Linked DNA regions of Mus musculus: regions 1 and 3 are each linked to region 2. The links are chromatin loops, found by intact Hi-C in ENCODE. Cell type or tissue: left cerebral cortex. All regions are shown on one strand.

What was found. Hi-C counts contacts between places; a loop is a spot of excess contacts. Peaks named below come from ENCODE experiments on the same cell type or tissue, not always from the same donor. Only the 100,000 strongest peaks of a DNase experiment are listed, where the experiment ranks them.
Region 1: it touches region 2 in a loop (3-fold over the local background); 12 of 42 quality-filtered maps call a loop at or near these places.
Region 3: a loop joins it to region 2, with 2.6 times the contacts of the local background. A loop is called at or near these places in 7 of 42 quality-filtered maps.

The regions. Positions count from the first base shown.
Region 1 is chr11:78,952,233-78,960,232 of GRCm38, reverse strand. Nos2 (nitric oxide synthase 2, inducible) reads right to left here. Exons shown (of 27, transcript NM_010927.4): 22 at 7,223-7,430; 23 at 5,251-5,338; 24 at 4,772-4,893; 25 at 3,589-3,737; 26 at 2,629-2,823; 27 at 7-579. The coding sequence ends at 481. Among named protein-coding and RNA genes, the nearest start is that of Lgals9, 29 kb to the left of the region's middle. In left cerebral cortex, CTCF peaks have their summits at 170 (motif pointing left) and 3,772 (motif pointing right); DNase peaks (open chromatin) are centred at 165 and 3,767.
Region 2 is chr11:78,556,748-78,564,747 of GRCm38, reverse strand. It overlaps the pseudogene D11Bhm181e and the pseudogene Gm22947. Among named protein-coding and RNA genes, the nearest start is that of Tmem97, 10 kb to the right of the region's middle. In left cerebral cortex, CTCF peaks have their summits at 2,817 (motif pointing left), 4,093 (motif pointing left) and 7,274; DNase peaks (open chromatin) are centred at 1,261, 2,964, 4,101, 6,178 and 1 more place; H3K27ac peaks cover 963 bases.
Region 3 is chr11:78,690,474-78,698,473 of GRCm38, reverse strand. It overlaps Nlk (nemo like kinase), which reads left to right and starts at 1,049. Exons shown (of 11, transcript NM_008702.3): 1 at 1,049-2,665. The coding sequence starts at 2,208. In left cerebral cortex, no CTCF peak of the experiment used is centred here; DNase peaks (open chromatin) are centred at 3,071, 3,310, 3,965, 7,403 and 4 more places; H3K4me3 peaks cover 7,205 bases; H3K27ac peaks cover 2,584 bases.

The sequences.
Region 1 (8,000 bases), 400 kb before region 2:
TCAGGGTGATTAAAATAAAATGTATTTTATATAAATATTTTTCATCAAGGAATTATACAGGAAAGGCCCAAGCCATCATTGGGAGTAGACAAAAGTATCTGTTTTCTTAAATATGAAGTATAAATATCTGTACATAGTGCAGCTAAGTATTAGAGCGGCGGCATGGTGCCTCCTGGTGGTCACCCAAAGTGCTTCAGTCAGGAGGTTGAGTTTTTCTCTGCTCTCAGCTCCAAGGAAGAGTGAGAGGCAAAGGAGGAGAAGGAGAAGGAGGGAGCTGGGGAGTGGAGAAGAAGGGAGGAAAGGGAGAGAGGGGAGGGAGGAGAGGAGAGAGATTTAGTAGTCCACAATAGTACAATACTACTTGGTAGGGTGGAGGAGGGGGGAATGACATGAGGGGCTTGGGGGGGATTGCATTTCGCTGTCTCCCCAAGCCCCTCACCATTATCTTTACTCAGTGCCAGAAGCTGGAACTCTGGGCTGTCAGAGCCTCGTGGCTTTGGGCTCCTCCAAGGCGCTGCCCTTTTTTGCCCCATAGGAAAAGACTGCACCGAAGATATCTTCATGATAACGTTTCTGGCTCTGTGAGGGGGAAACAAAGGTGACAGTGTCACCCTGCTGGCCCAGCCACCTCTCAGTTATCATGTTTAGGCTTGGACAAAACCCTAGGGCTGCCACAGCTTCCTGGTGACACAGGCGCTCGCTAGCCCTGTGTCTACCCCCTTGTCTGGATTGCTGCCATTACACCCATGCTTGGTTTCTCCTCTGCCCATGTGTGGCCCACCTCAGCCTCTTCCCAGACTTCATGGATGGATGTCGGTCCCACTACCTGTCTAGTGCTCATCCCACATCGGATGTGAGCTTTGAGATCAGGATGTGCAGGGCAGGCAGTGTGTGCCTCCCATTCTTCAGGCCTTGAAATCAGCAGCAGGCTGAGGGCTCCGAGAGAAATCTTACAGCAGACACCTGTTGCTCTTTGTGGGTGCGCACGTGTGTACCAAATGTCTGGCCTTGGAATCTTTTTTTCCCTTGGTACTAGAAATCAAACCTGGGGCCTTTTATATACCAGGCTAGGCAAGGCCTAAGCTATACCCCTGGAACTAATTTTCTCTTTTTAAATTAAAATAAATAAAAAAGAAAGGATTTTATTTCCTGCCTCTGAGTGCTAGAGTTAAAGGTGTGCACATGCCTCCATGTCTGGCTACAGTTTTATTTTCAAGTGTGTGTGTGTGTGTGTGTGTGTGTATACATGTACCTGTATATGAGGGATCAGATCCCCTGGAGCTGATGTTACAGGTATGTCCTCTGCATTCTTGCAGCCTAAGGTAGCCCATACTGACTTGAACTTACAACTCTCCTGCCTCAGCTTCCCCAAAGCCTTAGGACTAACAGGTGTGCACTGCCTCTGCCCTTACAGCCCATTGTTAATGATGTCTAACATCCATGAACACATCTGGCAAGCTCTGAACACATTTTGGGAAGTACCCATGATACCCTTGCTGGTCATCACAGGTTTCAGAATAGTCCACACCCCAGGACCTTTGAACATGTTGCTGCCCCACAGAATAGTCTGGACCTCTGTCTCCAGTGTGCACAAAGCTTCTTCCTTCTTCAGGTATTTTTCTCAAATGTCACCTCCCGGGGACCCCTTCCCCAAACCTCATTAAACCACAAACACCCCAGCTCTGAGCTGCTGTTCTGCGTCTTACCCAAAGCAGTGCGCACCCTATGTGCTTGATTTGATCAACTCTGCCAGAATGTAAGCTACGTTTAGGTAGGTCTTTTGCTTTTGTACTTTCGAAATAGGATCTCATATAGCCCAGTCCAGCCTTGGACTGACTATGAAACCCAGGGACAATCTGAACTCTTGACCCCTGGGCCTCCACCTCCCCAGTGCTGGCGATACAGGTGTGCTCTGTGATCTATCGTGATATTGACAACATTTTCACCTGTTTTGTTGACTGCTTCTTACCTCTAACACATAGTAGATGTTTAATATAAATGGGGAGCATAACTTCGAGCCTTAAAGGCAGGTTTAGGAACCAGAGAGACAGAGAGAGGGAAAAGGAGAGAGGGGCCATGTGTCTGGGCTCTCACATTCGCTGTTAGGGCACCAGGGCCCCTTCCATCTGCAAAATGATGGAACAGTCATTCTTCCGTCATAAAGCCCTTGGAAGGGCAGAAGGAAAGGTCACCACGGGGCAATCATTGGTGAGCACCTGGCACAAGGCAGACCCTGCTACCAAGAGTCCTTCCTGTGAGAAATGAGGGCACCTAGCCAGCAACCTATTGTAAATAAGTGTCTGTCCCCCATAGGCAGTAGGGGACAGTCCACAGCCCTGTTATGCTCAATGGGCATTTAGGCAGGAGTGTGGGGAGCAGAGACTGCTGCTTTCATCCCAGATATAGAGAAATGGAACACACTGGCCTGATTTCTCAGCTAGCTGGCAACCACTATGGCATGGAAAGACCAGGCTTGAGGAGCCCAGCCGGCCCCAGGTTTCTGCAGTGGTGCCGAGGATCTCAGGGCACACACCTCCCCCACCCCAGTTCTGCATCCCTGGTCCTAGTTCCAAAGGCTTGTGACCTTGGTCTACTCCCCTCTGGAGGGTCCCACCCCAGCTCCCATACCTTGAGCTGGAAGAAATAGTCTTCCACCTGCTCCTCGCTCAAGTTCAGCTTGGTGGCCACCAGCTTCTTCAATGTGGTAGCCACATCCCGAGCCATGCGCACATCTCCGCAAATGTAGAGGTGGCCCTGCTCCCCGTGGAGCACGCTGAGTACCTCATTGGCCAGCTGCTTTTGCAGGATGTCCTGAACGTAGACCTAAAAGCAGAGGACACGGTGGGACCAGCCCTGGATGCTGGTGTCACTGTGGTCAGGCACACTGGCCATGGGGAGGGGAAGAGGGCCATTGAGGGCTTCAGTCAGGACCTCAGCTCAGGATAGACAAGTATCCTGTCCTCCTGGCCAATGGAACCCGTAAAGCTTCCCTCAGGTCACCATACTTTAGAGACATCAAGTTTATAGCTCTGCCCAGGGCTGTGAGATCTGCCTGTCTACACCCCGGAAAGAGGGGGCTTCCCAGTATGTATTAGCCCCAGCTCTGATTTGTAGCTCAGGTATAGGCTCCTAGGCTTTCCATTTATAAAGAAGGTCCTGCAGTCAGTCAGGAGTCTGTTTGTTTTTGTTTTTCATCTAAGATGACCAGTGGTCCAGCTTTAGGATGCAAATGGGGTCTTCAGGGAATGTTCACATGGTCCTGAATGGAAAGTGTGTAGGCACTGTTCATGCCCCTGGAGCAGAGTGCCAACCTGAGGGCCCTGGGGGGAATCAGCTCCACCTTCCAGTCTTACTGAACTAAGTGTAAAGCCAGCCCGGCCCAGCCCTGCGTCCCAGAGATGCTGGGCACCTGCAGGTGTTTGCACTGTGGAGATTAAACTACAGTGAGCTTGATGTTGTCATCGTGCTCTTCATCTCTCCCTGCCACTGTGCAACTGTCTTCACTGCAGGCTTGGAGTGGAAGGGCTGTATAGCCTGGGCAGGGGCCATCATGCGTGCTCTGCCAGCTTGCTGGGTGGCTGCACTTACCTTGGGTTTGCCGGGCAGCCGGGAGTAGCCTGTGTGCACCTGGAACAGCACTCTCTTGCGGACCATCTCCTGCATTTCTTCCTGATAGAGGTGGTCCTCCTCCGGGTGCCGGCACCCAAACACCAAGCTCATGCGGCCTCCTTTGAGCCCTTGAAGATCCAGAAGGTTGCAGTTACCACAACGGCCACCAGAGGGCAACCTGTGAGCACCAGGTACCCAATGGGTAGGTTTCTGATCTGGCATTATTCCCATTTTATAGCTAATGGTGGCACTCTTAAAAAACATGGTTCAGGAAAAAAAAGTATCAGTTCTGATTATGTCTACACATTGCTATTTCTTTTACTTGACATATTCTATTTTAATCTTACTTCTTCTTTTAAAATATTATTATAGCCAGTTCTTGGGAATTAGAAGCAGGAGGATTGATTTCCTGCAAATTTGAGGACAGCCTCCTCTGTATAGGGAATTTTCAGTTCATCCAGGGCTACAATAGCAAGACTTTGTCTCAAATATGTATAGGTGTGTGTGTGTGTAACATGCTAAGGACATTCTTTTAGTGGAATATCAGAAACTCGTGGCCTTCTTTTGTGAAAATCATCTCCCCTGACCCAGATGCTACATCAAATATAGGTGCAGAGGCCTCAGGCATCTTGAAGGTCAAACATTGCTAAGGGTTTCTTCCAGAAAAGCCTCATCTGGAGGATTCCAGACAGAGCTGTCCATCCTTCCCAGCTATTTCTCCAATGAAAAGAAAATGTCTTCATCTAAAGTCTGTTACTCTCATTCCCCCTTCACTCTGGGGACCCCTACACAGGCTTATTAATCTCTGTGTTATTAATGGATGGTCCAGCAAGGAGGCAAGCATTTAAAACCCAGCAAAATGGGCTGATGAGATGGCTCAGCAGGGAGAGGTGCTTGCCGTCGTGACTGACAAGCTGAATCTGATTCCTGGAAGAAGTAAAACAAGTTGACCTCTGACCTCCACATGCGTACCAGGACATACACACTCCTCTAGATACCTTAAAAATTAACAAGGAAACATGGAGACGTGGAGTGGGCAGAGCACAAACACTCCACATCTGTGTACCTGATTATGGGATATGGTGTAGTAATTTGATGTGCCTGTGTAATGATCAGGTCGGTCACAGTGACAGGCACACTCCCTATTGAGTAAGAGCTGTACCTTTGTGCTGGGAGTCATGGAGCCGCTGCTGCCAGAAACTTCGGAAGGGAGCAATGCCCGTACCAGGCCCAATGAGGATGCAAGGCTGGGAGGGGTCCTCAGGGAGCTGGAAGCCACTGACACTGCAGGAAGACAGAAGGAGAAAGACCCTGGTCTGCAGATATCCCAGGCTAGGAGCACATGCAGGATAGGGCTGGGGACCTAAGCGCCTGGCGGGGACCTGTGCACATCTTCATCTTCCCAGCCCAGGCAACGGCCTCTCTCCACACTGGGCCAGTCTCATTGGATCCCACCACAGGCATCACTGTATCTGTGTCATGGACTCCACGACACCTTGTAACCAGATGGCAAAACGAGGAGACAAAGAATTACCCCCTAAACCTTTATGGGCCGAGAGGAGACTCAGTCTTAGACCCTTCCCTTGCATTGCAGAATCCCCAGGGGCTAGGGGCTCCAAAGGGCCCCGAGTGGGTGCTTACCTTCGCACAAAGCAGGGCACTGGGTCCTGGGGCTTCAGGTTCCTGATCCAAGTGCTGCAGACACCATGGTGCAGGGGACCCTGACCATCTGCAAGGAAAACACAGGCCTGACTAACAAGCCCCGTGGGCTTCGTGCAACCCGGCTGGGTGTTCTTCCTGCAGTGTCAAGCCCCGTTGGGTGGCTGCTTCCTGAATGAGGAGTTACCTCTTCTCCCAGCTGTCTATACAGATCAGGGAAGGCAGTCAGGGGCCTGGTGAGCAACTGCGCCTTTGCCATTGTAGAAACTGAGTCACACAGAAGGCAACGGAGCAAGGGACTAAAGTCATGGTGGACTCAACTTCCTGCTCAGGTTCCTCAGTCTTACGCTAGAGCATCTCCCAAGTGCTTGTCTAGGGACCCTCCCAACATCCTTTCCCCACTAAGGCTCTGCCCACGCAGTGTGAAATGATCCCCAGGGCTGGCCATTGCTGAGTGTCCTCATGAAGGAGGCCTTTGCCAATAGGAACTCTGGGTGAGGGGTGGTCTTCCACGCCCCCTGTCTATTCTGGCATCTCCATCTTCCCCAGAAGCCTTTTCCTGGGCTTGTGGGTACCCCAGTGTCCTCTGGGTTACATTCACTTCCCCATGGCCTGACACATAAGGGAGGCCTTTAGCAACTGGAATAGTTGTTTGGTTCTGGTCTGCATGAACCAGCCTTGTCAGGGCTCACCCGCATCTCCTCTCTCATTCAATGGTGTGGTATGGTCAGTGAGGATGGACAGACACAGGCTCTGTGCAGTATTTACAAACTGCGCTCTTGGCCAAGGAGAGAGATCTCGGAGATGTGGACGCTTTCCAGCCCTTCCAGCTCAAACAGAGCTCAGTTACAGTGGTTAGAACAGGGAGGTCCATCCAGTGGAGGAACCAAGCCTAGAACACTTGACCTCCTAGTCTAGGGCAGCTTCACACACACCCCACTCCCTCCCTCGTGATACCGGGGGCCTCTGAGCACCCACACAAACATATGTCCAAGTATGTCCATGCCTGAACTCTTTTTTGACTTTCTGGCTGCTCTGTGAGGGCAGGGCCTGTCTGCAGTTTCCACACCCAGTGTGGCCCCTGGCATGGAGGTGAGACACGGCCATCACAGGATGGGAACACTGAGGGAATGAAAAAAATTGAGAAAATGTTCCCTGCATCCACCTGCATCATTAGGATGACCAAAAGTAACTGAGTTCCCTACGCATTCAAGGCTTTTCACGTCTGAGCCTATTCAACAGCCAGAGACTGTAACAATGGTCCAGTTCTTAGCTTCAGCAGGTAAACTCCCTGAATTTGTGTCTCTAGTTAATGACAGGTGTCTCTGAACAGGTGGGTTAACCTCTCCATGACTCTTTTCCTTCCTCGTAAAATTACACATGGAAGCCATCTCCTACAGGTCTGAATGGTAAACAAAGGAGCGAGCTTCCCTCCTGCTTTGTGACACTGTGCCCTACACAGCATCTTATATCACTGACAACTCTGGCAGGTGGCTGTCACTGCAGCATGTAGCTGACAAAGCCCCAAGGTATTGAACAGCTGTTGTGGTGACCAGTGTCGGCCATCAACTTGATACACCTGGGAAGAGGGACCCTCAATTGAGGGCTTGTCATCAGATAGGCCTATCGGCATGTCTGTGGGGTGCGTTCTTAACTGCTAATTGATGATGGAGAAGAGCATCGCCCACTGTGAGCAGTGCTGATCCTGGGCAGGTGGTGCTGAGCTGGTAAGGAAGGCAGCTGAGCAAGCCAGAGGGAGCCAATAAGCAACGTTCCTCTGTGGTTCCTGCCTTGGCTTCCTTTGGTGACAGTTGTAAACTTTAAGTTAAACCCCTAAATTGGATCTTGCCCTAAAGTGGTGGCAGTCAGTGTTGGTCACAGCAACAGAAAGCAATCGAGGACAGCTGTCCCTAGAAGGACAGGTGCAGATGACACCAGAGCCTGCCTGTCTCACCTCGGGTGCGGTAGGTGACCACGGCCACAGTGAGGTGAACCTCCGAGGGGGTGTGGTCCTGGGAGGAGCTGATGGAGTAGTAGCGGGGCTTCAAGATAGGGAGCTGCGACAGCAGGAAGGCAGCGGGCACATGCAAGGAAGGGAACTCTTCAAGCACCTCCAGGAACGTGGGGTTGTTGCTGAACTTCCAGTCATTGTACTCTGAGGGCTGAAAGGCAAGGGCAGTGTGAGGGATCGGAGGACCTGCCGTGCGTGCGCGCGTGCGTGTAGGAGCTGCGTGCGTGTAGGAGCTGCCCCACCCAGTATCCATTCATTCCTTCAACAAACGCAGCAAAAGACGGGCGCTATCCAGGGTGCTGAGGCTACTCCGGTGGACGGGAAGCAAGGACCTGGGGCAGCTAGTAGCATTTCTCAATTGTGCCTAGAACTCTACTATGAATAGAATTAAGATGACAGTGGGGCAGGATTGCAACCCCAACTAGTTAGAAGGCTGACGCAGGAGAATTCCAAGTTTAAGACCAGCAGGGGTTAGAGACCGAATTGAGAGCTAGCTTGGATAACTTAGTGGGACCCTGCCTCAGAATTAAAAGTCAGAGAAGAGAGAGTTTGTCTCAGTGGTAGAGCCTGGCATGTGTGCAGGTCTGAAGGAAAACACTAGTACCCACAAAACAAAGACAAAAATCAAAACACAGAAGCCTCCCAACATCAGCAACTCATGGGCAGGGCTCAGTGTCCTCTTTCTTTGGGGAGGATGTAGAGACATGGTCTTGCTACATAG
Region 2 (8,000 bases):
AATGTAGACAAGAACTGGAAGCAAGCCAGGGGTGGTGGCCTACACCTTTAATCCCAGTACCTGTGAAGCAGAGGCCGGCAGATCGCTTTAGTTCAAGGCCAGCATGATCTACAGAGCAAGTTCCAAGACAATCAGAGCTACACAGAGAAACACTGGGGGGGGGCGGGGGGGGGAGGCGCGCGGAAAACAAGGAAAGTGGTGAAAACAAACTGCATAGGACAGTATAATGGTATAATGGCTGATGGGAGGGTAGGATAAGTTACAGCAAGCAGCACATTGATCTTTTGAGTATTTTGAGACTGGGTCTTATTATGTAGCCCTGGCTAGACTGGAGCTCAATGTAGGCCAGGCTGACCTCAAACCCACACCACCTGCCTCTGTCTCTCAAATGCTGGAATTAGAGGCATGTGCCACCACACCTGACCTATGACAGCATTTTTTTTTTACTAGTTTTAATGTGTATGCACACAGGTGGAGGTCAGAGGAGCACCTGCAGGAATCTGTTCCCTCCCTCTACTGTGTGAGTCCTGGACATCATGTTCTGATGTCACATTCAGTGTCACATGCCTTTACCCATTGAGCCATCTCGCTGGTCCTTATTTTATCTTATTTTAAAGATAGATTTATTTTATGTATGCGAGTGTTCTGCATATATGCTTGTGCACCACGTGGGTCTGGTTCTCCCATGGAGATCAGAAGAGGGCATTAGATGCCCTTGAAAGTGAAATTGCAGATGACTGTCTGTGAGCTACCATATTGAGGCTGGGATCCAAACCCGGAGTACCAGTGCTCTTACCAGCTGAGATGTTCCTCCAGCACCTTCTCCTCTGCACTTATTTATCTTTTTGTAATAGAGCCTCACATATCCCAGGCAGCCTTGTGCTGCTGCTGCTGCTGCTGCTCCTCCTCCTCCTCCACTTCCCAAGTCCTGGGCTTATAGTCATGCACCCCTGTGCTTAAATCAGCATTTCAACTATGACACAGCCCTAAAGACAGAAGATCCTACAGAAGCACTACTTAAATCTATCTTAAAGTCTGAGAAGTGATTTTGTGTGTGTATGTGTGGGGGGTGTGTGTGTGTGAACATAAAATGAAGTTTGACTTTCTCCAACAGAAGGAAAATCTGTTTTGATTGCCTGCTTGGCCACTGAAGATTTTACAGTTTATCTGGTATACATTTTCCATAATTATAAATAGCCTGAATCTGTAGCCTCAAAGTTCTAGCAATATATATTTAAAGTAAAAGATTAAAACATGTTGAAAAAAATGTTGCACCAATGTTGGCAAGGATATGGAGAAGTTGGAAGCCCAGGGCATGGCTGATGGGAATGTAAATGGTGCGGAGTTTGAGAAGCAGTATGTTGGTTGGTTCCTCCAGAAACTGAGTAAGCACGGGGCTTATCTCTGGCTTCATCATTGTAAGAATTAAGGCTAGAGAGGTGGCTCTGCTTAAGAACTACTGCTGCTCTCACAGGGGACCTGAGTTCAATTCTCAGCACCCACATCAGTCAACTCACACTACCAGTAACCCAGCTCAAAAGGGATCCAACACTTCTAACCTCCCAGGGTACCTGCACACGGACACATACTTCCACCCCCCAACACACACACACACACCTACACTACACATAGTGAAAACTGATAAATCCTTTTTAAAAAGAAAACAGTGACTCTAATATGTGCACTCCAGTGTTCATAACATTACCTACAGTGACAGAAAGGTAGAAACCCACAGGTCCCTCCAGGAATAAGCTACAGTATATCCATATAAAGGAGTATTATTCACGCTTAAAGTGGAAAAAAAAAATCTGTTAGGTGATGAAGTGGCTGAACCAGACTTCACCCTAAGTGAAATAAGCTATAGTATGAGTTCAGGACCAGGGTGGGCTAGAAGACCTTGTCCCCAAAACACAAAACAAAATCTTTAGTGAAGAAAAGGAGGAGTAAAGATTTACAGTCCATATAAGGAGACTTGGATGAGTCGGGGTGGCACCTGTCATTCTGCTTGGGAAGCTGACACAGGAGACTGAGCTGGTGGCAGTTAGTCTGAACACGGACATTTCCCCCACCCCACCTCTCTCTCTCACACACACAGTGTTAAGGATTACATTCAGGGCTTCCCAGGTGTTAGGCAAGAACTCAAGCATCTAACCCCCTCTCTAGCCCTCTTCCCAGCCTTTAAATGTGATGGGTGTTTTGTATGCATGCATGAGCCAGGTCCATAAGCCAGGTCCTCTGCAAGAGCAGTCTGGGCTCTTAACCACTGAACTGTCTCTCCAACCTCACCCTTACTTCTTTTTTAGTTGTCTGAGGCAGGATTTCACTATGTAGACCAGTTTGGCCCTCCTGAGTGCTGCGATTCGAGGTGTGCACTATCACACCTGGCTCCTATTCCTGAGCTATTTTTCCTGTCTTTCCCATCTGGTGGGAAGAATGGCTTCCAGGAATTGAACTAGATCATCGGGGTTGCATGCAGACACTTAGCCTGGTGAGCTCTCTCTCCAGCCTGTGTTAGCCCAAGATGTTAAGAAATTTAACAAATGATATGTCACCTGAGTACCTTCTCTATTCAGATTCTCCAGTTATCCTCCAGATTTTACTATGTGGTATTTCCTCCCATTCAGGATCAGGGGTGTTTTCCTTATATTGGTTTTCTTTTTAATGCTGGTAGAAAAGGTAGAGAGTAGGGCTGGAGAGATGAAGGCTCAGCCGTTAAGGGTACTGGCTGCTCTTTTGGAGAAGTCCTTAATTTAGTCCCCAGCACCCAGATGGCAGCTACAACCATCTGTAACTAGTCCAATGGAATCCAGTGCCACCTTCTGGTGTGCAGACATGTATGCAGACAAAATACCCATACATACATAAATGAATAAACAAATCTTTTTTAAAAAGAAGAAGGGGGAGAAAGGAGGAGGCAGGAGAGCAGGCAGAGCCAGCTGTCATGGGAGAAGATTTATGTAATCAGTTTGTTTCCTCAGATTTAGGTACCTGTTAAACATTTGGAGAAACTCTCAGCCTTATGTGGCCACAAATAGCAGCCTCCTTGGGGATGTGCACAGCCTGTTCCCTACATGGGTTACCCTAAGAGACCTGGGAGACAATTTTCTGGTGGCTATTCATGTCTGATCTCAGTGTTTTCCCCAGGCTAGGCTCCACGGGTATGTGGGGTGCTTTTGGGAGGCCCCAGGGCACAGTGGCCAACGCATCATGTATATCCACAGCAAACTACAGGAGAGTGAACTTGTGGTCGAAGTCCTGCATGTAGCCAAGTTCAAGTTCCTTGACCACTAGAAGACCCAGATCTCAAAGACGTGGAGCTTCCTCGTGTTTAATGCAGGTGAATTTAAAGATACAGTAGCTGATGGCTGTGGAATGAAATAAATTCCCCATTGTGGTCCCCTAGATAAGTGGCAGTTCCTCCACTCCTGAAGGCCTCACTGGCCTGTCCAAACCTCATGTTCAGTAATAAATCCCACATCTTTCTTCGTGTGTGTGTGTGTGTGTGTGTGTGTGTACACGTGTGCGCCTGTGATGATCTTTTATAAGGTAATATGAGTGGTCTGCTCCTATCCCATCCCATCGGGAGGCACAAACAGCTTGTCTTATTTTGGGGGGATAAATGGTATGATTATGTGATCAGCATTGCATTGATTACCAGAGATCTCCACTCTACCAGAGCCCTGTAGTAACTAACCTGTGGAGAGTTTGTTTTGGCTTTTCTGAAGCAGTGGCTCACATGTCCAGGCTGGACTTAAACTTGGCTGTGCAATGGAATCTGTCTTTGAACTGGTGAACTTCCTGCCTCTACCTCCCAAGATTAGGATTACAGATGTGGGTACCAAACCCACATAAAGAAAAGAATTTGAGATCACATCTTACTCTTCAGCAAATGACATACAGTGGCATCTATTGATAGTCTTTGCCACATTATTTGCTACTAGTTGGGGAGTAATTTATTAACGTCATTCATTCTGCACACCTTTTTCTAAGACTCTAGCAAATTCAGACACAGTGAGAGTCACCTCGATTTCTGCATGGGAAACCTCCCATACCAGGAGCTTGTGGGCTGCTACCATGTAGCTAGTCTGGACTTCCATGCCCCCTAGTGGCAAAGTGTGGGCAAGTATCTAAATAAACCGAGGGAATGGGACTAGATGCTATTATGTGCTGTGTTGCCAATTCCAGGTGAAGCCTTAGAACTAGGATGTGACACCTCTGTGCTCTCTTTTTTCTTAACCTCGTGGCCACTTGGGTTTGTCCCTGAAGAGCACATGGCTACCATAGGTGAAGTTGACCACTGTTTTGATCAAGCTTAATGAGAACTTGACCATATTTACTCACTAGCTGCTCTGTGCCTGCATTCACACAGGGCAGAAGAGTAGCTTAGATAGAGGCTGTCCAGCAAAGCCTGCTTATAGTCTGCATGTTTACAGAAGTTAATGGGGACAGTGGTGTGGCTAGGTGGGTGACAATGCCCACCACCCAGCCTGACAATCTGAGTTGGAGCCCTGGGATCCACAGAGTGGAAGAAAGCATTGACGACGCCCCCCCCCCCACACACACACAAAATGAATATATAAAAGCTGGGTGTGGTGGTTCATGCAGAGTCCTGAGAATCTCCATGTCCACTGACATGCTCTCTGATGAGGTCTGAGAGCCGCACTGAGATACAATCAGAAGGCAGTGTGATGCTGTGTCTATTTAGCAGAACAATAGAACTAGATTCACCATTAGGGCCCCTGAGCTCACCAACCATATTTCTTGGATAAATTTACAGTAACCAGCATGTGCTTTTTCCTGTAGAGCAGGCCTTAAATCTAATCAGAAAGTGGCTGGTGACCCCGGGCATGCATGACACTCTTGTATCGTTGACGTATCTTGCCACACTGGTCATTATTGTAGCTCACAGGGCTCAGGGCTGGGTGAGAATGTTAATGACGACCCACCTTCACTCCCTTTGCAGCCTTCCTATCACCTGGTAATATAACAGCTAGCCAGTGAGGACTAGCATCCTGGTCAGTAACAGCTTGATTTCTCCATATCTATGGCCAAAGTGTGTGGTGTCTTCAGCAATAGTCTTACCATCAAGTTCTGATAGGCTACCAAGAACAGTGGGAATAGCCTATATTGTTTGGGGGTGGTCTCAGGACACCCCTGAAGGTATACCTCAAGGGAAAGCATCCCAAACCTGGCAATGGACTTTTTATTTGGTAACCTATGGCTTCTTATCCCCTGTGTAAACTCCAATTAAACTCTTTCATGATGATGTGATATTGTTGTTTTGCTTTGTTGTTTGTTTGTTTGTTTTGAGACAGAGTCTTACTTTGTAGCTCTGGCTAGCCTGAAATTCACTAAGTAGACCAGGTTGCTCTCACAGAGGTCTGCCCGCCTTTGCCTCCCAAGTGGTGGGATTAAAAGCATATGGCACCATGCCATGTCTAATATATATGCTTATCTAATTAAGAAGCTTATGGGCTGGAGAGATGGCTCAGCAGTTAAGAACACTGACTGCTCTTCCGAAGGTCCTGAGTTCAAATCCCAGCAACCACATGGTGGCTCACAATCATCCATAATGAGATCTGATGCCCTCTTCTGGGGTGTCTGAAGACAGCTACAGTGTACTTACATATAATAAATAAATAAATCCTTAAAAAAATAAGTTTATACCGGGCAGTTGTGGCGCACGCCTTTAGTCCCAGCACTTGGGAGGCAGAGGCAGGTGGATTTCTGAGTTCGAGGCCAGCCTGGTCTACAGAGTGAGTTCCCAGACAGCCAGGGCTATACAGAGAAACCCTGTCTCGAAACAAACAAACAAACAAAAAGTTTATAAAATAGTAGGCTTCCATGTGTCTTTTTCAAACATCCTTAGTGCTAGTTATCTCTCTCCCAATCACCTCCTCTGCACTACCCTCCCATTTCCCTCCCCAATGAAACTTCCCTCTCCATTATTCTTCCCTCCCCACCCATATCACCTTTAAGCTCAGTTATCTTGAGGACTGGTGGCTGAAATATTGTAAAAGCCAGAGGTTGGGGTGGACCAGAGAGAATCTATCTTCTGGTTATGACAAGACTTCTGCACTCTTGAACTCACAGCAGCTGTAGTTCCTGTACATGATGAAGTCAGTCAATACCAAGCATGGAGTGGGAAGTGACTTGAGGCCCCATCCCTCACTGAGGAGTCATTGTCAGCTGGTGGCTTCTGGGAGAATGAAAGCCAGGTTTCTATAATAGTGACTCCTGGTAGGTGTGAATGCACACACACAAATACACTCCACAAAGCACAAATTAGAACCAGTGAGCTATAAAAAGGGGGCCTTGAAGCAGGGAGGAAATAGGGCAGATTGACTGTAAAGGAATAGGCTCCTAAGTTTACCTCCACCACCATACTTGAAATGCACGTACCTTGAAAATGCCTAGCAAGGTTGTGGGAGCACACACTTCAAATCCCAGCACCAGGGAGGCAGGGGCAGAGGCAGAGGCAGATGGGTCTCTCGGAGTTCAAGGTCAATCTGGTCTACAGAGTAAGTTCCAGGACAGCCAGGGCTACACTGAGAAACCCTGTCTCAAACTCCCCCCCCCCACACACACACACCCCAAAAAGAAAGAAAATGTCTAATGCTGGAAACTGGGCGTGTTAAAACACATCTTTAATCCAAGTACTCAGAAGGCAGCAGGACCCCTATGAGTTCAAACAGCGGGTCTCTACATACTGAGTTCCAGGGCAGCCAGAGCTACACAGTGGGACCCAGCGGAAAGGAAAAAGAAAGTTGCCTTAGACAATGGAGCTCTTGTTTGGCAGTCAGAGGCCTCATCTGCCTCCCCAGGACTGGGGCTACTAGAACTGGGATTAAAAGTACACACCACCAGGCCCTGGCTAACACAACTTTCAAAACCTAACTCAGGAGAGCTGAGAAAAGACTGGTGGTGTCATTCATAATTAGCCCCTGCAGAGCCCGTGCTCTGCCCATCTGCCCACATAACACTGGTTCTTTGACAAGGCAGACCAGGCCCACAATCCTGGCAAAACCCTGCAGCTCCAAAGACGGTTCGGTTCTAAGTCTCCCTGCCTCCCTGGAGCTGAATCTCCAACACTGGCAGGATCCTAGCATTGCTTTGATGGCAGTCCCTTGGTATTGGTGAGTGCCCGCCTGGTGGTTTCACTCTGAAGTATGAATCTGTCTGTCCGTGAGTCACAGGAGTGTTCAGATCTCACCGTTTCCTAAAGCACTGGAAGTCAAATCTCACCTCACACCTGCATTCCTTCTCGGTGACGCTAGGGGACAGTCTGCATGTGGCAGAGGAGGGACTTTGCCCTTCACACAGCCTGGTTTTAAGGAACCTAAGGTCCAGTGAAAATATCCCCAGGGACATGTACAATGTGGAAAAGGACAAGCTCTTGGGGCCAGAGTATCACAGGCAGTCACGAGGCAGTGCCATCAAAGAGAGGCAAAACAAAGGTGACCATCAACTAAGCCTTAAAACACGAAGGGTGTCGTAGGCAGGCTGGGTGTGGTAAGAAGGGTGGTGTGGGTTAAGTGGTGAGCAAAGGGGACTTCTGTGCAAATGCTGTCAATGAGCAAAGCAGCCAACCTGGCCAGAGCTTCCCCTTACCCTTGCACCGAGGGCACTTACAATGCCAGAATTCCCTTGCCACCATCAGGAGTACTGAGGGGCTAATGGTGTTTGTCTCACAAATAGATCCCACTGCCCCCCTTTTTAAATTAATTTATTTATTATATGTAAGTACACTGTAGCTGTCTTCAGACACTCCAGAGGATGGCATCAGATTTCGTTACGAATGGCTGTGAGCCACCATGTGGTTGCTGGGATCTGAACTCAGCACCTTTGGAAGAGCAGTCAGCGCTCTTAACCACTGAGCCATCTCACCAGCCCCACTGTCCCCCTTTTTAAAGGGAGAGTTGCATGTAATTGAGAGGGGTCTTGAACCTGCCATGTAGCCAAATGAATCCCTTGTCCTCCTGCCTCTGTGTCTCATGAGT
Region 3 (8,000 bases), 130 kb before region 2:
ATAAATTTAGGTTAAGCAAAGTAATATCAAAGAATGATGTTCTTCTAGTAAAATTTCAATGAATGGAACTTACTTGACCAGAAAACTTTGGGAGATTATTACTGTTTAGGGGCTTTAACGTGTTTTTTTTTTCCCCTGGTTTTTAATTTGTATAAATTTTGCAGTCTTGGTATACTGAAAATAAAGCCTCTTTTTGGTCAAAATCAAGCTTAACTGATGAGTCTACTTTGTTTCGTATTACGAAACCTTGAGTTTTTGAAGCTTAACATGCCTTTTTGCTCCTTCTATTTTTTCCCATATCTTGTACCTTAGAAAGAGTTGTAGATGGCTCCTATCAATGGACCAGTGATAATTTAGACTCCGCCTTCTCCGCCTAAGTCCCGCCCACATCAAAACCACACCTCTCTCTTAGCCCCGCCTCCTGAAGATGTCGTCTCCGATATGACAGCAAATTCTCCACAATGCTATCCAATGGGACATACGAAAGGCGGGACCTATGTCAATCTTTTTTCCCCCATTTGTCCAATTATATATCTATTTGTACTCAGTTCCATCCCACTTAGTCTTCAACCCAAGGATTGGTTTCTCTGTTCTTTGTTCCTGGCTCGTGATTGGTTTTTTTCCTCATTCCGCCCCTCTCTTCTAGCTCTTGCAGGCGGGATTAGCACGCAGCTTCCTGCTCTTTCCAAAAATAAAAAAATAAAAAAAAAATAAAAGAAGAAAAAGAAAAGAGGAGAGAGGCGAAAGAAAAAAAAAAAAAGTCACGGAGATTTTTGATTTTTAATTGGCTTTCAGTCTTGTCGGTCAGGCCAAGATTTGCCTTTTTATTGGTCTGTCTGTCTGCCCATCCTGAACCGGGGGCGGGATTTCCCCAGGAGACCCACACCTGGTTGCCACTGGTCGACCAGTGCGCCTGTCTGAAGCTTCCGGCCAGGGATTGGAGGCGGACGCGGACAGGTGGGCGTGGATTGGCTAGGGCAGCCGGTCAGTGTGAGGCGGGGGCGGGGCCTCGGCGGCTGGTTGCGCGTGTCCGCCGCTGGCTCCGCTCTATCCGGCTTTGCTAGGGGAGGTGAGTCCGGCCGCGGCGGCACCGGCGGCTGAGAAGGCGGCGGCTGAAGAGAAAGCGGTCACGGCGGCTGTGGAGAAAGCGACCGTGGGCACGGAAGCCGGGTGGGGGGGAGGGGGGGAGACGGAGCAGCCTTGAGCCCTGCAGGGGCCGTCGCGCGGGGGACCCACCCGCTCTCCCCCCCAACCCTCCTCAGCACAAGCCGGCGGCGGCGGGGGCAGGAGTCAGCCTGCTTCCGACCGTCCCCCGCCCGCTTCCCGGGGCTCCTATTCTTTGGCCCCGGGACCCTAACCTCCTCCGGGGCGGTTCCCTGTGTCTGGGCGTCCGAGTACTGCCCACCGCTCTTTCATTCCCTCCCTGCACCTTCTTCCCTTCACTTTTGCCGGGGTTTTCTCTCTCCTCTTCTGTCCTGCCTGTCGCCTCTTCGCCTCACTCTCTTCCTCCAGCCTCCTTCCCTGGCTCATTCTGCCTAGGAAAGTTTGGTACATCTCCTCAGTCCCCCCAATCAGGTCAACCAGACTCGGAGTAGGGGGCGATGTAGGAAGGCCTGAGAGTTCGAGGGGAGGGAAGCTGGAAGCTGGTTTCCCTGATAATTTCCCCTCATCTTTTTTGATTTAGAGTGGTTGGAATTTTTTTTTAATTGTGTTTTTGAGGAGGTGGGAGGTGTTTAGAAAAGGATGTGGGAATGGAAGGGGTAGATGAGTCAACCCTCTTACAAGATTCCAAGGGTGGCGTGTTACCAGATCCTTTTCGTGTGCGGAGTTCAGGGGGTCGGGAGGTTTGGCCTTTATTCCCACATTCAAAGTTGGAACCTCCCCCCCATTAAGAATGGAGTTTTAGTATCCACTTGTGGCAGGAATCCTGGGGGGAAGGGGCCCTTTTCCCTTTTTCTTTTCCTTTTTTTTTTCTTCTTATTTTATGTTCTTAACTTTTATTTTGACAACCCATACCCTTCCACACACTCTCACCCCCAAATCGAACACCCAAGATTGTCAAACTTGTCTGGATTGACCGATGAAGACATAAAGCCAGTTCCGCTCTATGTTTTTTGAGGTGGAGTGAGTGGTTTTTCTTCATTTTTTTAAATGGCCAAATGACAGCTTGACCCAGTTTGCTTTCCAATCAAAGGGCATTTTTTTGAATGTCTCTTTGTGGCACAAGAGCCAACGCAAAAATGATGGCGGCTTACAATGGCGGTACATCTGCAGCTGCAGCAGGTCACCACCACCACCATCATCACCACCTTCCACACCTTCCTCCTCCTCACCTTCACCACCACCACCACCCTCAACACCACCTTCATCCGGGGTCGGCTGCTGCCGTACACCCAGTCCAGCAGCATACGTCTTCGGCAGCTGCGGCAGCCGCCGCAGCAGCTGCAGCCGCAGCCATGTTAAACCCTGGGCAACAACAGCCATATTTCCCATCCCCGGCACCGGGTCAGGCTCCTGGGCCAGCCGCAGCAGCCCCAGCTCAGGTACAGGCTGCTGCAGCTGCTACAGTTAAGGCGCACCATCATCAGCACTCGCATCATCCGCAACAGCAGCTGGACATTGAGCCGGATAGACCAATTGGATATGGAGCCTTTGGCGTTGTCTGGTGAGTATCAAAACCACAACTCCACATGGTTCTTACGGGGCAAGCCATGCTTCATTGGTTTTACTCCCATCTTGACCAAAGTAGAGCGAGCTTTTCCACTCAACTTGAGGGAGCCATCCTCCTGGATGACGATGAGGCCTAGTGCACTGGCACTCTAGGCCCGTGCTTTTTGAGTCATGTCAAATGGTAGTGGAGCATTTTCTCCAGAGTGACACAAGTTTGCAGACTGATGAACTTGCCTTCCAAGAACCTCACTCAGAGAGCTACTGAGTGTAAGATCAGCAGGTAAATGTGTGAAATACCTCCTACAAAGACCTTGGCCATCTCAAGTGTGGTAGTTTGGATTGGCTGCTCAATTACAGCAGGTGTCAACAGCTGACCCCCAGCTTGATTGCTTTATACTAGTCCTCAGCAGAATATATTTAATGCAGTCAACTTTCCTGCCCACTATATCTTTTCATACCTTGTTTTGTGATCTTGGCCCTGGGAAGAAAGGTAGGTTTCATTGTTAAACCCATTAAAAATCATCACTTGAGTAGTTTTATTTTAAACCATAAAGCTTAAGTTGGGAAGTCTGTAGCTTAGCCTTCTGATAAGAATGCATTAAATATAGCATCACACATGAGTAGCACAAATGAGGTTAGTAGACTGGAGCTACGCAGTGGCCCACATTCCATGTAATGTGTTGCTGACTATTGGCCAGCTGCTATGGTGGGAAGTGTACTTTTAACAAATGAAGCTGCTTGACTTTTGTTAATGGTCAGATATGTTTAAACGTCTAAAGATTTGTTAAATGCAACGTCTTTGTCAACTTGCCCTCCATAGGAAGATTGGTAGCTTATAGTGCATTTACTTCTATCCTATATAGAATGAGCTGAGCTTTTCTTTTTCTTAGTTTTTCCTCCCAAGGATTAACAATTCCAGGGTGGAGAGATGATTTCAGATTTTCAGTGTATGTAAACATAGATTCTTAATGTCCAGGGAAGTCCCCATCACAAAAAAGAAATCTTTAAAATTTGCCTATAAATAAATTCCTTTCTTTGTTTTGAAGGCTAAAATTCAGCTAGATATTATTTGTGTAATAGCTAGCTATCTGATTCCAGAAGTTAAAGTCTTGGCACCTAAGTGAGCTGATTCTTAATTCTCCTTAAAACGAAAACAGAACAACAAAAAACCCAACAACGTAGAGTTCAGTTTTTCTCAGCCAGCCTGCAAGGAGGTTATTGCTGCCTTCCTTCTTCTCCAGGGACTGTGGGATTGCTGGTGGGGAAGAGTGTAGCCATAATGGGTTCTTCTAAGTGACTGTTCGGGGACCTGACTATTCCTGCCTTCCTCTTCTCTTCCAGAGCACCTTCCCCAGGGAATTCACTAGGCACTTCCACTCCTTGCCTAACCCTTGAGGGTTTCCCAACTAGGCGGGGATGGGAGGAGAGCAGGAGAAAACTGGTTTCCTGCTTTAACTCTTGTCATTGTTTCACAAACTTTGAGTATCTGGATTTTTTTTTTTTTTTAAGATGGGGTTGTGTCCAATGCTGAAAACTTAAGGGATACAGAAAGGGAGCTTTTTTTTTTTTTTTTTTTTTTTTTTAGCATTCTCGAGTTCACTACCTTTCTGTCAAAAGGCCATGTGACTTGCAGAAGTTTTAACGTCAGTTTTATGGCAAGAGTAGAAAAAATGAAAAGGGAGTGCTCTAGCATCTCATCTGTCAGACCTCCTGGCAGTGGACATTAGGAATCGCTTGTATCTGAAAAATCCACCAGTGCTTGGTGGGAATCCTTTCTAGAAATTTGCAGACAGCCCCTTGAACCAGTAACTTTGACCATCTTCAATTGTTTCATATTTACTGAATACACTGTAAGTTCCTTGAGGGTACGACCTGTATAACAAAGTACTTGTTTTGTAACTTTTCGAGACAAAGTCTCAATCAATATATAACTGTTTCTGTTTGGCCTGGAGCTCAACTATGTAGCTCACTGGGCCTCGAGCTTGCCTCTGAGTGCTGGGAATGTAGAGATGTAGCACCATGTTTAGAAGAGGACAGTGTCCTCAACCTTCCTAAAGCTGCAGCCCTTTAACACAGTTCCTCAGGTTGTGGTGACCCCCAACCATAAAGTTACCATCGATGCTACTTCGAAACTGTAATTTTGCTACTATTATGAATCATAATGTAAATATCTGTGTTTACCGGTGGTCTTAGGTGATACTGTGAAAGGGTCTTTCAATCCTCTAGGGAGGCTCCACCCACAGGTTGAGAACCACTGGTCTAGAAGAACTTTTTTTTTTTTCCTCCAGTACCTAGGACAGTGCTATGGCATCTTACTGCTTTTTTGATGTTCTGCTTTGTTTTGGCGTAAACATAGGCATATATTTCTCTCAGTTCTCGAGAATAGAAATCCAAGATCTAGGTGTCGGTGGGCTTGAGTCCTTCTGAGCTTCTTTCCTTGGTTTTCGGATGGCTGCCATCTTGCAGTGTCTTCCAATTTTTTCTTTTTGATACGATTTCATTTCACAATCAGGCAGGAATGGTTTTTATCAGCTGTTTTAGGTGAAATACAATTTAGTTTGAAAAGGGAGAGGAGTACCAGGTGTGTTTTTAGTATGCAAATGCTTTTCTATTTTTATATTTACATATTGATGACTTGATGTCTGAATTGCTTCTTTGGAATTTAACTGCCTTGTGACCTAAGTTTGCTAAAACTAGAGATTTGATAACCACACCAGAATGAATTGCCAGTAGTGTGCTGAAATTCCAGGTGACGTTGTTTACCATTTAACCTAATAAAACATAGTTTTTCTTTTTAATTTAGAAAGTTCTTTTTATGTGTGAAACAATTATTTTTTAGAACGATTAAACAGGCCAGGCAGTGGTGGCACACGCCTTTAATCCAGCACTTGGGAGGCAGAGGCAGGTGGATTTCTGAGTTCGAGGACAGCTGGGGCTACACAGAGAAACCCTTTCTCAAAAAAACAAAAACCAAACAAACAAACTAAACTAAAAAAAAAGATTAAGCAAATCCTTCTAGTGATACATCATTTAAATCAAAACTATATGTAGTTATCTGGGCATCATATTCACTTAGATTCAGTCAGTTATTTTGGGAGTATTTTTTGGGCATAGTTTATATAAGGAATTGTATCTACTCCCTTCCTTTTCATGGACATGCACCTTGGGGTACTAACTAATGGCCAAAACGTGAATATAATTTTGAGGGTGACTAGTCTTCAATGCAGCCAGGGAGAAATATTCATAGAAATGATGCAGTATTTTACCATTCAGATTTATCACCGAACAACTTAGTACCTAACTCGATTTACCTTTCTGCTGAATTTTACTAGTAGAATAATTTACCAGTCTTGGACAGTTGTGTAAAATCGTGAGTTTCCCATTAGCTTGCTGGTAAAGATGGTGCTTTGACAGTTCAATTAAGGTTTCATTAACAACTGTCTGCTGTGTTTTATCTCAAAGTAAGAGTTCTTGCTTACCTGGTAATGTGAGCAGGGGTAGCCTGAAATGTATTCATTGTGAATGATCGATGTTGCTCATTGGTTCTTAAAACATCATATATAATTTGACCTGCATTATCAGATGTTGGGACTTTGTATTTTGCATTTGTGCCCATATGGACATTTCGTAATGCAAAAACAAAGTACAAACAATATTTCTATCTTTTGGTGAAGATAATATAAATGTATCCTTTTGTCCATAGTTCACCTTTGCTAGAGAAAAATACTGTGCTTTAAAAATGTGGCAACTTTGGAACAAAGTGCTTCAGGGTCTTATGAAGTATATAGTTTAAAGAATTGGAGTAAGCTGACAGCATGAGAAGAGTTTGAGGACTTCTAAGCCCAGTCAGTTTTTGACACTCTCAACATAAAATATAGATTGGATTAATGCTACATGCTGCCTTGATAAAGTGAGTCCAGGAAAGGCCTCCACTTTATAAAATTAATGTTTTAGCTTTTTACTTGTCTGATTAATTAAAAGATCAAAGATCCGTAGATGCATCCAGTCTGTTGTCTTTGTACTTCAAATAAAGTTGCAAAGCTTTGAATGTTTTTGCTTTAATACCCTTAGCAAGTTACTTTTATCTGTATTTCAAAACTTCAACATCTCTGTTGTGATACTTAGTGACTTATCACTGAGCTTTGTGATCTTGATAATTTTCTCTTTCAGTCCCTCATCTGTGAAATGGGGATCTTAGCTCTGATCTCAGAATTGGTACTGGGGTTAAATGAAGTGATCCTTATAAACTAATATAACTAGTATACAGTAAGTCCTCAGTGGATGCTATTGTAGTTACTGCTGGTTTAAAAAAAAAAAAAGAACAAAATGCTTTTGTTAATGTGCAGGAAGAATCTTCCTGTGTTGTCAGATTTACCGTATAAAATCAACATTCAAATTATTTTAGGAGGCATGACTTTAAATACCATAGAGTCACCTCCTCAATTGAATTTGTGCCAAGGAGATAATGAAGGTTAAATTTCAGAGCTGAGGGGAAGCTACTCTTCTGTTCTCTCAATTAAAACAACAACAAAACAGCTACTTTGGGTATAGTATAGCCAGTGTTCCACTCATCATCTGCGCTGTCATAGAAACTATTGTGGATTAACCGACTGGGAGGCATAAGTGAAGGTTGCCATCACTGTCTAAGGTGCTTGAGTGGAAATTCACTTGTGTTTAAAGGAAAAGTAAACTGCTAAAGATGATCTCTGTGAGGCGGGGGAAGTGTCTGTGAGTGGATGAGAAATTATTCAGTGTAAACTTTCATGCGTGGCAGAGATGTCTAACTTGTTCATCTTGTGAAAATTAGAGTGTGTTTTCTGTGGTCCTCTTACTCTGTAAATAAGAAATTAGGTGTTGGAAAATGGGGAACGCTTTCGGATGGTTGGGGAAGATCCTGGATTGAGTTACACCAGTAAGAGTAGTATACTAAAAGTGTATTTTGTTAGTAGCTTTTCCAGGTTAAGAGTCTGTAGTGTTTCTTTACTATCAGTCAAGATTAACAGGCACTGCTGGGTTCTGGGGGTGGGGTGGGGGAGGGGGTCTGCTTTGTGCAAAGAGCTTTGAAGAAGCAGAGCCTGCACCATAAAAAGGAAATGGTTGCTTTTCTAGATATAACAGAGCATCTGTGTGAAACTAGCAGTGTGGAAATTTATATTGTTGATTTCAACTACAAATAAATGTACCTTTAGAAACTACAGGTTCATGGTCATAAAGAAAAGTTAGAGGAGAAAAGTTGCACCGTCTAATATTACTGTACCTGTTTCTTGGTGATTGAGAGCGTGTAGCCTGTAACATTCAAAATGATTTTAGATTTCAACTCTGAAGATTAT